Regions from separate parts of the Homo sapiens genome. Here region 1 is linked to region 2. A link is an interaction called in ENCODE POLR2A ChIA-PET data of the cell type or tissue named here. Cell type or tissue: Panc1. All regions are shown on one strand. Region 1 has its middle 45 kb from the start of CD53. Region 2 overlaps LINC01768 (long intergenic non-protein coding RNA 1768).

Region 1 (8,000 bases), 1.0 Mb after region 2:
AGGGAACACTTAGACACTGCTGGTGAGAATGTACATTAGTTTAGCCACTGTGGAAAGCAGTTTACAGACTTCTCAAAATACTTAACACAGAAGTACCATTCGACCCAGCAATCCTATTACTGGGTATATACCCAAAATAATATAAATTGTTCTACCAAAAAGACACACACACTTGTATGTTCATTGCAGCACTATTCACAATAGCAAAGACATGGAATCAACCTGGATGCCCATCAACAGTGGACTAGATAAAGAAAATGTGGTACTTATACACTATGGAATACAACACAACCATAAAAAAGAACAAAATTATGTCCTTTGCAGCGACATGGATGCTTCTGGAGTCCATTATCCTAAGCAGACTTGCTTAGGATAATGCAGAAACAGAAAACAAAATATTGCATGTTCTCACTTCTTTTATGGGAGCTAATCATTAAGTACACATGGACACAGAGAGGAACAACAGACACCGTGGTTACTTGAGGGTGAAGGGTTACTTGAAGGAAGGTGAGGATCAAAAAAATGCCTAGTGAGTACTATGCTCACTCCCTGGGTGACAAAATTGTTTGTACATCAAACCCCAGCAACACACAATTTACCCATGTAACAAACCTGCGCATGTATCCCCTGAACCTAAAATAAAAGTTGAGAAAGAAAAAAAGGGACAACTCCTACAAATAAATGAGAAAAAGACAGATAATCCAAAAGGAAAAGTGGCAAAAGGCATGAAGAATCAATTCAAAGAAGAGGAAATCTAAACAGCTAATAAATATGTAAAACTGATTAAACTCATCAGCCACTGGGATAATGCAAACAAAAACCACAATAAAATACTGATTAGATTGGGAGGCTAAGGTGGGTGGATCATCTGAGGTCAGGAGCTTGAGACCAGCCTGACCAACGTGGTGAAACCCCGTCTCTACAAAAATCGTAAAATTAGCTGGGTGTGGTGGCAGGCACCTGTAATCCCAGTTACTCAGGAGGCTGAGGCAGGAGAATCACTTGAACCCAGGAGGCAGAGGTTGCAGTGAGTCGAGATCACACCATTGCACTCCAGCCTGGGTGACACAGCCAGAATCCGTCTCTAAAAAAATACTGATCAGATTAGAAAAATAATTAAAAGATCAGATATATAAATAATACAGATCTTACCAAGGATATGGAGCCTCAGGAAACCTGATTAACTGCTGGTGGAAATGTTTCATGGTACAACAATGTTTCACCACAGTATGTCATTACATAGTAGAATTGAAGATATGACCCAACAATTCCATTCCTAAGTATATACTCAACATAAATGCATGTTTATGTGCACCAAAAGAAAGTATAAGAATGTCAGTAGCAGCATTATTTTTAACTACCCGTGACTAGAAATCATCCACATTATCATAAACTTACAATGGGCAAATAAATTATGGTACAGCCACGTAAGGAATTATAGTACATAGTAAAAATAAGCTACAAATATTTCTAACAACATAGATGAATCCTACAAATAAAATATTAAACAATAAAAAGGCTATAAAATAAATTTACGGCCGGGCGCGGTGGCTCAAGCCTGTAATCCCAGCACTTTGGGAGGCCGAGGCGGGCGGATCACGAGGTCAGGAGATCGAGACCATCCTGGCTAACACGGTGAAACCCCATCTCTACTAAATATAGAAAAAAACATTAGCCGGGCGCGGTGGCAGGCGCCTGTAGTCCCAGCTATTCGGGAGGCTGAGGCAGGAGAATGGGGTGAACCCGGGAGGCGGAGTTTGCAGTGAGCCGAGATAGCGCCAATGCACTCCAGCCTGGGCGACAGAGCGAGACTCCGTCTCAAAAAATAAATAAATAAATAAATAAATAAATTTACTTACTATGTTCAAAAATGTACAAAACCGTATTATTTAGGGATACCCTCACCAACAGCAAAAGCACAAAGTAAAGGAAGAAAGTCACTATCATAAAGTCAGAACAGTGACTATCCATGGAGGAGGAGAACAAGTGGTGATTGTGAAGGAATATGCAGGAAACTCTTGGGATGCCAGTAATGTTTCATTCTTGATCCGGGTGTTATACACAAGGCCAGTGTTTCTTTTATCACTACTTGTTCAAATGCTATTTATGTCTTATTCATTTTTTAGATATTATGTCACACAAGGGTAAAAAATTTAAAAAATAATAAAAGCTGTGAGAACAAAAAGACAAATTAACTTTTAAAAAGCAACAGATTGTCAACTGTCTTCTCAACAGCTAGTAGTAGATGCCTGACTGACAACAGCACATCTTTGATGACTGTTGCCTATCTTCGATGTGGTAGGAGAAAATAAATGTCAATGTAACATTTTACACGTGGTGGAAAATATCTTTTAGCATGTATGTGAAATGTAGACCTTCAAAAAAACAAAAACTGAATGTGTTTATCAAGAGCAGGTAAAGGAATTTCCTTTACTCACTAAAAGAAATTCTAAAATATGTACTTTAGGCAGAAAGTGATCCCAGATGAAAAGTCTGAAACCAGAAAAAAATGAAGAGCCTGGTAAAATGATAAATATATAAATAATCTAAATATATTTTGACTTTATAAACAACAATAATAATATCTTGCAAAGTTAAGAGTATTGTAGACACAGGAAAGGTGGCAAATGAAGTTAAAGTGCTTAAATGTAATTTTATTGCTGGAAAGAAGATGAACATATTGATTAATTTTAGACTTGTAGGGTCGAATAACACATTACATCAACTAATATTAAATATGTGTGGTTACATGAACTAATCAGTAAATGCAGAGAAACAACATATAAAACTCAAAAATGATAAAAAGTAAAACCTAATTCGGTCAAAGTAATATAAAATGATACCAAAAAAGAAATATTGAAAAGATTGGAAAATAGAAAGCAATAAAAATAAGAAGAGTCAACACTAACATCTTAGTAATTATAAGTAATGTAAATATTCTAAATGTACAAATAAAAAAGACAAAACTTGCCCCAAACTGTCTGTTTAAAAAATAAATTCCAATATATGCTCTTTATAAGAGATACTCTAAAACATAAAGATACTGAAATTGAAAGTGAATAGTTGGAAAAATATGTCTTGCAGGCACTAACCAAATAAAAGCCAATGAAGCTGTATTAGATAGACCTCAAGGCAAACAGCATTTATAGAAATAAAGAGGGTCACTTTATAATGAGAAAACTGTCAACTCATAAGGAAAAAAATAAAACTTCAAATTTGTAAACTCCTGCTGTGACTTTGTCCAACTTGTCTAAACTAAATTATGTTTCCTGCTTAGGGTGTGCCACAAGACATATTTTCACATGAGATTTGGAGGATGATAGTGAAACTGCAGTCATGTTTTTTACACTAGCGAGTTCAGGGCAGAGTCACCATATTTGCTGACTCACCTTGTGGGTGTGGGCAGCAGCCAGTCTAGCAATTGTTTCCCCTTCTCCTGGATCCTCCTTCAGGTTCTCCTACTCCTGAGCCAGAGTTATGTTTAGCATCAGGACAAAGTTTCTCCTGCAGGACACCTACATTATCCATTATTGGAGCAGTGAGAACTGACAGGGGCTCGTGTGTCCTCATAGATTCCAACTTACATTAGTTGGTTCCTACTTGTTGCCACTCTCTCCCAATTTACATCCATCTTTCCTTCCCAATTGCTTACCCTGCAGACTTCCAGCTCTAACATCAGACAGGAAGACAATGTCTTTTCAGAGATTGTTTAACCAGCTCCCAAAATTGTGTAAGTAAAATTTATGTAACAAGTTATGTGTGTATTTGTATATTCAAGTGCATGTGAAACATCTGCAGAAACTGACCACAATTAGGGGCATAGGGTAATTTGTACCACAATCTCTGTCTTCAACTCATTTATTTAAAATATTTACTCAAAGTTTATGATATGCCAGGAATTTGGGTGCTTGACATATATCAATGCACATAACAAAAATCCCTGCCCTTAAGGAGCTTATTTTTTTTGTTTTTTTGTTTTTGTTTTTTTTTTTTGGAGAGAGGTCAACATAAAAAAATAGCTGTAGTAAACAGTTAAACTGTATAGTATGTTATAAAGTTATATGTGCTATGGAAAAAAATTAGATCAGCTAAGGGGTGATATAGGTAAGGGACTGGGATTAGTTTGAGATCTATAACTTGCAAAGAACAATATGAGAGAGGAAAATTATAGCACCATCTTATTCATAACATACAAATCCTAAACAAAATCCTAACAGAATTTGTTCAGCAACATATAAATGGTGTTTTATGCTCAAATAATTTTGTCTCAGAAATTAAAAACATTAGTTTTAAAATCATTAAATGTGATTTAATTCATTGATAGATTAAATATGTAAGATTATCTTAATATATCAAAATGCACTGAATGAAATTTAAAATTAAAAACTTTTAACAAAATTACTTTAAAAATTGACTTTCTTAAATTTATAAAAGGTATCTAAAAACACCTACCTCCCCTCCACTACACAAACATAAATACACACACATACAAAACCAAAAGAAATCCTAAACTCTGCAACAAACACCTTGCTTAATGATGAGGTGCCGAACATTCCCTTTGAGACTGATGTCAAGATAAGATTGTGTGCTGTCACTAATACTCAGCACTGTCCTGAAGATCAGGACTGTGTAGTAAGACAGGAACAAAAAATAAGAATGGAAAGGGAGAAATAATATTGTTATTACTCATAGATGATAATGATTTTATTTTATAGTCAATCCATTATTACTAATAGACAAAACATTTAAAAATGTATCATAGTTGATAAAGATATATCAAATCCAAAGATTAATTAAACGTTATGTATAAATGACAAAGAATTATAAAATGAAAGAAAAAAACTCAGGAGATTTAGTTTTCTGATAATTGTGATGAGGTTATTTGGATATACTATCTCACTGAAAATAATAGAAATGAGGGATAAAATATTTGTAAAATCACCTTAGAAGAATGGACAACTTGAAGAGACAGTGAGAAAACTCCAAGGCCAATTTTATGAGAAAGATAGGCAAAACATCAGCACCCAAAAATGTATTGAGCATTTAGAGACCTCACACACTTGGGCTTTGGTTCAGAGTCTTCATGGTACAGAAGTCAGAGGAAGAACTTCCCCAGGCAAGGAGTCTTACAGGAGATCTTCTCCACACATTACACTGGACACTAAAGAACTACACACTCAGATTAAGAGCCAACCAGAAGAAAAACCACTCCCTCCACCCAGTTGGAAGGAGTTTCTCTGCCAGCAAACAGAGCATAATATTTAGGGAATATAAAACTGGACATAAGAAGTGGGGGCCACGGCCTGGCCCTCCAGTTTACACCTGAGTTAGACATAGCTTAGGTCAGCCAAAAAATTGCTGGCTATACATTTACTTTGAGGTGGTTTCTTATGAGTGGTACCTACAAGTACCTGACAAAGTAAATGGCACAACAGAGTGAAACTAGAAAACCAAAGTCAATGAGAAAAATCCTTAAAACATCTGTGATGGTTAATACTGAGTGTCAACTTGATTGGATTGAAGGATGCAAAGTATTGTTCCTGGGTGTGTCTGTGAGGGTGTTGCCAAAGGAGATTAACACTTGAGTCACTGGGCTGGGGAAGGCAGACCCACCTTTAATCTGGTGGGCACAATCTAATCAGCTGCCAGCGAATATAAAGCTGGCAGAAAAACTCGAAAAGGTGTGACTGGCCTAGTCTTCCAGCCTGCATCTTTCTCCTGTGCTGGATGCTTCCTGCCCTCAAACATCGGACTCCTAGTTCTTCAGTTTTGAAGTTTGGACTCTCTTGCTCCTCAAGCTTGCAGACAGCCTATTGTGGGAACTTGTGATCGTGTAAGTTAATACTTATTAAACTCCCCTTTATATCTATCTATCTATCCTATTAGTTCCGTCCCTCTAGGGAACCCTAACTAATACAACCTCCAAACAAAAAAAAGATTATCTTCCAAAAAGTGGTAAATTGGCTAAACTTTTCTGGAGGCTAAAATCAGTAGTATGATAACTTCAAAGCTAAAGAAAAATAACTGCCAAATTAGAATTCTATGCTCAATGAAAATGTCTTTCAAAATGAAAATAATAAAAAGAGAATTAGAAGGCAAGCCACAGACTAGGAGAAAATATTTGCAGGCACATCTGACAAAGGGTCGTTATCCAAAATAACCCAAGAACTCTTAAAACTGAACAATAAGAAAATGAGCCACCTAATTAAAACTTAGGCAAAAGATCTGAACAGGCATCTCATCAAAGAAGATATACAGATGACAAATAAACATATAAAAAGATGTTCAACATCATATGTCATTAGGAAATTGCAAACTAAGACAATGAGATATAATACATATCCAATAGAATGGCCCAAATCCAAAATGCAGACACCATCAAATGCTTGGAGGATGTGAAACAACCAGAAGTCTCTCATTCACTAGTGGCTGGTGGTAATAAAAAAGTACACCCACTTTGGAATATAGTCTTGCAAAACTGAGCATGCTCTTACCGCATGATCCAGCAATCATGCTCTCTTTGGTGTTTACCCAAAAGAATTGAAAACCTATGTTCATACAGAAACCTGCATATAGATGTTTATAACAACTTTATTAATAATTGCCAAAACTTGAGAGCAACTAAGACATACTTCAGTAGATGAATGGACAAACTGTGGTACATCCAGACAATAGAATATTATTCAATGCTAAAAAAAATTACCAAGCTACAAAAAGACATGAAGGAACCCTAAATGCATATTACTAAGTGAAATAAGCCAATGTGAAGGCTACCTAATGTATGATTCCAGCTATGAGACATTCTGGAAAAGGCAAAACAATGGTGACAATAAAAGGATCAGTAGTTACCAGGGGTTAAGTGGGGAGGGAGAAATAAATAGGCAGAGCACAGAGGATTTTTTATGGCAGTGAGATTATTTCTTATAATACTACAATGGTAGATACGTGTCATTATAACATTTGTCAAAACCCATAGAACGTACAACACCAAAAGTGAATCTTAAACTCTGGACTTTGGGGTGATAACGATGTGTTAGTGCAAATTCATTGATTGTAACAAATACACCACTATGATGGGGGCTGTCGATAGTGGAAGAAGCGGTACATGCGGTGGGGAAAAGGCATATATAGAAAATTCGTACTTTCCACTCCGTTTTGCTGTGAACCTAAAACTGCTCTAATAAATAAAGTGTATTAATTTAAAAGGTTGAAGTGAAATAAAAACAATTTGAGACAAGTGGGAGAATTTACGACCAGCAAAATCTAGTTAGGAGAAATTCTAAAAGATATACTTCAGGCAAAGGGAAAGTGGTCCTAGGGAGAATGTCTAAGATGCAAGAATAAATGAAGAGAGGGAAAAAAGTGGGCAAGTACAAATGAACATGACTTTCCAAAACCAGAATCATGTTTATGAAGTTTAAAATATACTTAAAAGGTCTACTCAAATTCCCAGACAATAACATTTGAATTGTGAGGTGTGTATATGAAGTTAAAGTGTTCTAAAAGCTTTGTATCATCTGGTAGGTGAGTAAAGGTTTTAATTAAGTTACGAATTTGGTAGTTAAGTGTTCATGTTTTCAATGCTTGGGTTACCAGTGAAGTGCAGAAATAGTATGAATAACTTCTAAACTAATAGAAAAAAAATGAAATGATTAAAAAGGAAAACATATTCAGTCAAAAAATATCAAGAAAGGACTTTTCTGTTGGGACTAATAAACAATAAAAAATAAAATGGAAATGTGAATCCAAATATTTCAATGGAAACACCAAATGTAAAACAATTAAAGGTCCAACTTTTTTAAAAATCATAAAATTGAATAAAAACAAAATTTAACTAATACAACAAAAAAGCATTATTAAAATCAGGCAAAATAATAGTTTAAGGAAAATAACATTATTATAAGTGAAAGACCACTTCAAGTCACCAAAATAATAGCAATTTAAAAAATGTTATATGTCAAATTATATAGTCTCAAAATTTATAAAGGCAATGACTGACA
Region 2 (8,000 bases):
TTTGCCTCAAATAAGAAGGGAGTGGTTCAGATCCGTCTTCTCCCAGAAGGCTCCTTGTGCTCCTGTATACATTTGTCCAAATGCTTCAGCAACCAGCTCTTCATACCAAGAAATATAGAGAACAGCCTTTGTCAAGCCACACAGTAGGGAAAAAATGTCCAGTTATATCCTCTTCTCAGGATGATGGGTGCCTAGCTGCCCACATTTACGTAACTGAAGGAGACCATTCACACGATTGTTCTAAGAACAAAGACTTCCTCTAAGAAGATTGGCTGCCTCCTCTTGCTAGCTGGCAACTTTTAAGTGGCAGTTCATTGAGGCAGAAAGATGTAAAATTCCACTTTCTAGGCACTCCATTACAAATCTAGTTCACACTTGTACCATGAATTAATGTTGTTTGGAAGTCAGAGGTCGTTAAATTTACCCCATTTAGACATTCCTCCGTTTTGAAAACTGACAAACATTTCACACTTCCCTGGCTGTTGGCTCCTTTCCCAAATTTCTCAGAAATCACGGACAGTAGTTCTGCAATCACATCCCCGAGTTCCGAGGAGATTCCTCTAAAACCAGAACTCGAATGTGGCCAGATGCTTCCACCACCTCCTCATGGCTGCGCTCCACGTTCTTCTGGAATTTGCCTTTACACTTTCCGGTTTGAGAATTACTCTTCTTGAGGGAGAAAAACATTATGCATGAAAAAATTTGTCCCCTCCACTAAGTGTGGGGCCTGGATCTTCCCCATTGTTTTTCTTGCTTCAGATACTTTTCTAAAACAGGGTTTCTGGTTTCTGTCATTTGTTTAAGCCTCAGCTCATTTTACGTGTTAGTATTCCTGACCCCAGTCTTGTGGGCTGGTGCTGCTTTGGGCATTTGTTTTCGGCCCTCTGCCCCTTCCCACTGCTATACCTGCTCTTTGAAATTCTGAACTCACCGTGTATTTGAGGTGGTTCTTTAGATGACTGCTCTGGGCCCAGTTCGCCTTCCTTCTCAATGAGGTTATTAATTATTCCTTGGTCTGTTTGTGGAGCCCCTACTACATGTTGGGTACAGCACTAGGAACTACTGATATACCAGGGAACAAAAGCAGATATGGTGCTTGCTCTTACAAACTCAAAGAAAGGGGCACTGTTCAAATAATTACATAAATAAATATAAAATTACAGCTCAATAACTGTGAAGAGGCACATAGCGAAGAGTTTATAAGGAGCCTTTTTTCTTTCTTAAATCTAGTTAAAGATGCAAGAAAGGGATCACTGAGATCTAAAAGATGAGTGGGAAGGATTGACTGAGGTCAAAAAGGAAGGAAACAACTCAATTTAGAAATGAGCAAAAGATCTGAACAGGCACCTCACCAAAGTAGATAGATGGCAAGTAAGCATATGAGCAGGTGCCCAACATCATAGTCACTAGGAAATTAAAGATCAAGGGATTTTTAGGGTAGTGAAACAGTAAGGGTGGGTATCTATCATTATACATTTGTGTAAACCCATTGAATGTACAACACAAAGAATGAATCATAATGTAAGCTATGGCCTTTGGGTGATAATGATGCATCTACGTTGGTTCATCAGTTGTAGCAAATGTCCCACACTATTTCGGGATATTGAGGGTGGAGGAGGCTGTGTGTGTATGGGGATGGGGGTGGGGGTGGGACAGGGTATATGGGAACTCTTTGTGCTTTCCACTCAATTTTGCTATAAACCTGAAACTACTGTAAAAAAAAAAATAGCCTATTGATTTTAAAAAGGGTTGGGGTACAGACAGGGGGAAGAGAAGGAGCTTTCCAGGAAGAGACTTGCACATGCAAAAGCCCTGTGGCACAGGAAAATTTGGTGATTGGGACTAAAGGAAGGCCATTATGGGTAGAGTAAAGAGAGTAAGATGGAGCTTGATGAAGCTAGAGAAACAGGTGATGCCCAGACTCAGCAGGGTCTGGTAGGCTGTTAAAACTGTTTTTCTTTATCCTGGAGGTGCTAGAAAGCCAGTGAGTGGTTCTAAGGGTGGGAGGTAGGATAGGGATGATGGGATTGCAATCAGATTTATATTTCAAAATAATCACTGTGGGTATAGTGTGGAGGGTGGAGAATGCCTTGAACTCTAAAAGGTGCCAGAGTTGATATGGGGAGACCAGTTGGGAGCCCAGGTGAAAAATAAAGGTAGTCTGAAGGAGAGTGGATGATGCGGGAATGGGAAGAAGCAGCAAGACAAACTTAGGATTTAAACTGGACAGAATTTAAAGGGGGATGAAAAAGGAAACAAGGAAGAAGGTGGGGCCCAGCATGTTTCCTTGGTTCATTTGTGACTACATAATGAACATATTACTTCTTAGAAATTTCTGTCCCTCTTTAGCCATATTCTCCTTCAATATTTTTGACTCATGCAAATTTCCCAACTTGTTGAAATCTGCTCTCCTTGAGTGAGATGAACAGGTCCCTTCTGCACCATAAAGAGCTCCACAAAGCCATTACTTTCTCCCAAGCTCTAGTCACTTGTGCATCATAAACCAATATTGACATATGTTTTTAACATTAGATCCAACAAAGGAGTTCTTCTTATTTCTTCTACTTTTGGATAGTTGAGCTCATAAAGCAAATTAAACATTCTTGTGTTGTCTGCAGGATGAGTGATGGCCACGGTTATATACGAGCTTACCATGTACCAGGCACTGTTTTGAGCACATCATTAGCTCATTGAATTCTCCCAAGAACCCAATGAAGTAATACAATTATCATCCTCATTTTAGGGGGAAACAGACACAAAGGGGTTACATAACTTCATTATGTTCACACAGCCAGGATTTGAACTCTGGCTCTGGAGTCCATGCTCTTAGCCATTATTCTAATCACCCCCTCAAACATGGTCTTTCTGAAGGATTTTTCAAGCCAGTTCTGAAGAGAGAAATCTTTTTGCCTCTGGGGTCTCAAAAATGGAGGATAGAAATCTGCAGGTGTGGCCAGGCATGGTGGCTCACTCCTGTAATCCCAGCACTTTGGGAGGCTGAGGCGGGATCATGAGGTCAGGAGATCGAGACCATCCTGGCCAACATGGTGAGAGCCCGTCTCTACTAAAAAAAATTAGCTGGCCCTGGTGGTGTACATCTGTAGTCCTGGCTACTTGGGAGGCTGAGGCAGGAGAATCTCTTGAACCCGGGAGACAGAGGTTGTAGTGAGCCAAGATTGCGCCACTGCACTCCAGCTTGGCAACAGAGTGAGACTCTGTCTCAAAAAAAAAAAAAAAAGAAAAAAAAAAAAAAGAAATCTGCAGGTGCATATTGCATGGGGAAAAACAGGAAAAGAACAAAGCTGATCCTGACCCACAGGATAATCTAAAATGAGAGATGGGAAAGGATGGAGAAAAACAGAGAAATAAAAAGAGAGAGAGAAAGAGAAAGAGATTTTAAATGGCTGTGGGCCAGGCACAGTGGCTCACGCCTGTAATCCAACACTTTGGGAGGCCAAGGCAGGCGGATCAGTTGAGCTCAGGAGTTCAAGACCAGCCTGGGCAACATGGTGAAACCCTGTCTCTTTAAAAAAGGAACATAAAAATACAAAAGTTAGCCAGGCATAGTGGTGTACCCCTGTAGTCCCAGCTACTCAGGGGGCTGAGGTGGGAGGATTGCTTGAGCCCAGGAGATGGAGGTTACAGTGAGCTGAGATTACACCACCGCACTCCAGCCTGAACAACAGAGTGAGACCCTGTCTCAATCAATCAATCAATCAATCAGCCACAGAAGACCATGATGGCCAAGAAATAAAAAACAGCCAATGCCAGCAACTCTCAAGGACTGTTGGCCATTTTCCTAACAGTCAGAAGGTGAATGTCAATCTACTGGGAGGCATGAGAAAACACAGGATGGACACTTGACTCCTAAAACATAGGCCTAAAAGCCAGGTGACTGGAAGAACTTAAAGAAGACCAAGGCAGGTTCACACCTTGGCTGTGGTTCTTAATGGAGTATGTATGTAAGGTCTCCAAGGAAATGGAGGCCTTAACTCCTGACACAAGACTTACAGAATCTCTTGGAGTGGGGTTGATCCTAGGCATCTGTAGTTCTTAAAAGCTTCTTAGGTGATCCTGATAGGGGTCCTTGGTTAAGGTCTCCAGCTGATGCTTGTAAGAGATCTCCTGGGGAAGTATTTACCGGGTGCATAAGAGAGAAAAATAAAATCCCAACACAAAAGTCTACTTGAGGGTCCTGGAATTAATAGGACCTTGAAGAAGCTTGGGCCAGAGGCCTTGACTTATCTATCTGGACTCCAGGTGGGTTAACTGTGTTCCATGAGGCAGAAGTAGCCTGGCCCCATCTTGAGACAGACCAGAGAATGTGACTAGGAAAAGTGGCTCTCCCCTTAAGGAAGGCCTGGGTCTCACATGAAACTCAGGCACCTCAAAACTTCCCTTTACCAGGAGTGTGGAATTTGACCACACACATTCAGGGGCTGAACTGCAACTTCTGAACCAAGTATGGGTATTATTGGAATGAGCTAGATGGTTTGAGGAATAAATAGTTAAGATGGCATTTTGTTGGTTACCATTATGTCAACACTTGCTGCTTGAGTGTAGAATTTATGTATGTATGTATGTATGTATTTATCTTTGAGACAGAGTCTTGCTCTGTCACCAGGCTGGAGTACAGTGGCGCAATCTCAGCTCACTGCAACCTCTGCTTCCCAGGTTCAAGTGATTCCCCTGCCTCAGACTCCTGAGTAGCTGGGACTACAGACGCCCGCCACCACGCCTAGCTAATTTTTTGTATTTTTAGTAGAGACGGGGTTTCACCATGTTGGCCAGGATGGTCTCAATCTCCTGACCTCGTGATCCGCCCGCCTTGGCCTCCCAAAGTGCTGGGATTACAGGCGTGAGCCACCGTGCCTAGCCAGAATTTATTTTATCTAATAATGAAAACCCTTTCCTGTCCCTTTCCTTCTCATAGAACTGTCAGGAAAAAAATGAAAGGAGAAGACTTTGTAAGGGACTGGCAGTTCCACAGTAAATGCAATAAAACTATTTACGAAGAAAAGATAAACATGGGATTTGAGATCATGTTTGTCTCAAATAGAAACAGTGTGGAGGGGTTGTGTATGTGAGGGATGTGGAATAGGAGTGATGGTAAGGTTAGTGATGCTTTTGTTCAGAGTGTTAGCTTTGTGGGTACTCATTGCATTATCAAAATAACTAGCCAACTACTAACCAAATCAATAAATGGAAGTAGCCATGCCTGGACTAATGATAGTGGTGTGTAACGAAACAAGGATGATAATGAACACTATTCTGTGTACCTAAGGGCCAATTTAGAAATAAATAAAGAGTCAGCCTGGGCAACATAGTGAGACCCTGTCTCTACAAAAAAAATTGTTTTAATTAGTCAGGGGTAAGTGGCACATACCTGTAGTCCTAGCTACTTAGGAGGCTGAAGCAGGAGGATTGCTTGAGCCCAGGAGCTCAAGGCTGCAGTGAGCTACGATTGGGCCACTGCATTCCAGCCTGGGTGACAGAGTGAGATCGTATATCAAAAAATGAAATTAAGAAGTACATATAGAGAAAAAAATTATCTACAAAAATCCCACCACATTTTCCTTTCCAGATATTTTTGTAAATCTTTTTTTTTTTTTTTTTTTTTTTTTTGAGACAGAGTCTCTCTCTGTCACCTAGGCTGGAAGGCAGTGGCACGATCCTGGCTCACTGCAACCTCTGCCTCCCAGGTTCAAGCGATTATCCTGCCTCAGGCTCCTGAGTAGCTGGGACTACAGGCGCACACCACCACACCAGGCTAATTTTTATTTTTAGTAGAGACAGGGTTTCACCATGTTGGTCAGACTGGTCTCAAACTCCTGACCTCAGGTGATCCACCCGCCTCAGCCTCCCAAAGTGCTGGGATTACAGGGGTGAGCCACTACGCATGGCCAAATCTATTTTTCAGTAGAGTTGAGGTCATACTGTAGCTATGATTATTTTGTATTCATTTCTTAAAAGAAACTATTACATTTTATTTTTTAGAGTTGCTTTAGGTTCACAACAAATTGGTAGGTATAGATATACTCCTCTTTTTACTTAACATTAGGGCATATACACATTTTCATTTCATCAAAAGCTTCTCATAAACATACTTTTTAAACTGTCAACATAATATTTCCTTATATGAATATAATATGGTTAATTTAGCCTTACTGCCACTGGACATTAAGGTTGTTTCAAATTTTTTGTGATATAAGTAAAGTGGTGATGAACACTTTGGTGCATAACTCACCCTCCCCCATGCATTTAGCATTTTTTTAGGACAGATTATTAGAATTGTTGGCTAAGTACATATGAACATTTTAAGGCCTATTTTACCAAACAGCTAATTTGCTTTCCAGAAATTTTATGAAATTTTACAACTTTACCAAAAGAATTTGAGAGGATGTACTCACTGTACTCTTACAGTTATGGTTGAATTAATTGTTCTTCTCCCCAAAGATGTCTATGTCCTAATCTCCAGAACCTATGAATGGATTGTCTTTCATGGAAAAGGGGTATTTAGATTGCTAATCTACTGGCCTTGAGATGGGAGAGTATCCTGGATGATCTTTATGGGCCCAATGTGATCACAATGGTCCTTAAAAGTGGAAGAAGGTGTCCGAAGAGGACCAGAGAGACACCCATGTGAGAAGGACTCGGCCTTATGTTGCTGGTTTTGAAGACGGAGAAAGGGGCCACAAGCAAAGGAAAGTGGGGGGCTTCTAGAAGCTGGAAAAGGCAAGGAAACGGATTCTCCCTTATAGCCTCCAGAATGGAACACAGCCCTGCCAACCCCTTGATCTTAGTCCTGTGAGACCCCTGTTGGACTTTTGACTACAGAACTGTAAAAGAATAAATTTGTGTTGTTTTAAGTCACCAAATTTGTAGTAATTTGTTACTGCAGCAATAGAAAATAATACACCAGCTTTAGGTATTTCCATTTCATCCCAATGTTTTTTTTTTTTTTTTTTTTTGAGATGGAGTCTTGCTTTGTTGCCCAGGCTAGAGTGCAGTGGTGCACTCTCGGCTCACTGCAACCTCCACCTCCCAGGTTCAAGTGATTCTCCTGTTTCAGCCTCCTCCCAAGTAGCTGGGATTACAGGCACACACCACCACACCCAGCTAATTTTTTTTGTATTTTAGCAGAAATGGGGTTTCACCATGTTGGCCAGGCTGGTCTCAAACTCCTGACCTCAAGTGATCTGCCTGCCTCGGCCTCCCAAAGTGCTGGGATTACAGGCATGAGCCACTGCATCCGGCCATTTCATCCCAATGGTATTTGTCATTTTAATATGCATTTTTAAAATTTTTGGGTAGAACAATTCTACTGTTCTGTTCTGTCACATTTTATTGTTTAGAAAATACCCTTCTTCTGGGAAATGCTCCTTCACCTCCTTTTAAACATGTGGTCCAAAATAGAGCTGAATAACTGAGCCAAACTAAGCCATTCAGAGTCTGTCTTAGTGATTTAAAATGTTATGATTAGAGAAAACAAGCCTCATCCTTCTCTGTTGGTGAGTCACAGCAGCCGCCAGAGGCATTCTCCTGCCATCTGCACCAACCCTCTGTGAGAGAATGACACTGATGTGCAGAGAGAACAAGGATGAGGAGTGGAGAGAGTCTCTGTGATCACCTTTGGTCACTGGAGCCAGTTGCACTCTGCTCTTCTCCCAGCCACATGATCCTTCCAACAAATGTTTCTTTGGCCAAAATTAGTTTGAGCTGTGTTTCTGTCACTTACTACTTAATGAGTCTTAGTGCAGAAAATGGAACTTGAACTAGGATGTGGAAATTGACAAGCTCCAAATGGCTGAATTAAGGTTGGTTAGTGAAAGCGGGTAGCTGAGAGCATCCCCAGATCCTAGGCTGGGAAAAATCGCATTCCCTAATTGTATCAAGGGGTTAGACCACTTTCCAGTGTTTCTTGGGACTCAGACCATGTGCTATGCAGGCTTATGCTTTAGGAGACCTGGTATGAAAATACCAGAATAATAGAATGTGTT

The links. ChIA-PET counts read pairs that join two places held together with the same protein. Peaks named below come from ENCODE experiments on the same cell type or tissue, not always from the same donor. Only the 100,000 strongest peaks of a DNase experiment are listed, where the experiment ranks them.
Region 1: POLR2A ChIA-PET joins it to region 2 with 6 read pairs; 1 of 35 experiments calls an interaction of 5 or more read pairs at or near these places.

What each region holds. Positions count from the first base shown.
Region 1 is chr1:110,913,668-110,921,667 of GRCh38, forward strand. It overlaps a transcript of LRIF1 not described here. Among named protein-coding and RNA genes, the nearest start is that of CD53, 45 kb to the left of the region's middle. In Panc1, no CTCF peak of the experiment used is centred here; a DNase peak (open chromatin) is centred at 3,314; H3K4me3 peaks cover 469 bases; H3K27ac peaks cover 975 bases.
Region 2 is chr1:109,864,912-109,872,911 of GRCh38, forward strand. All of the region lies in intron 4 of LINC01768 (long intergenic non-protein coding RNA 1768), which reads left to right. Among named protein-coding and RNA genes, the nearest start is that of LINC01768, 41 kb to the left of the region's middle. RefSeq lists an enhancer at 1-507. In Panc1, no CTCF peak of the experiment used is centred here; no DNase peak of the experiment used is centred here; H3K27ac peaks cover 4,276 bases.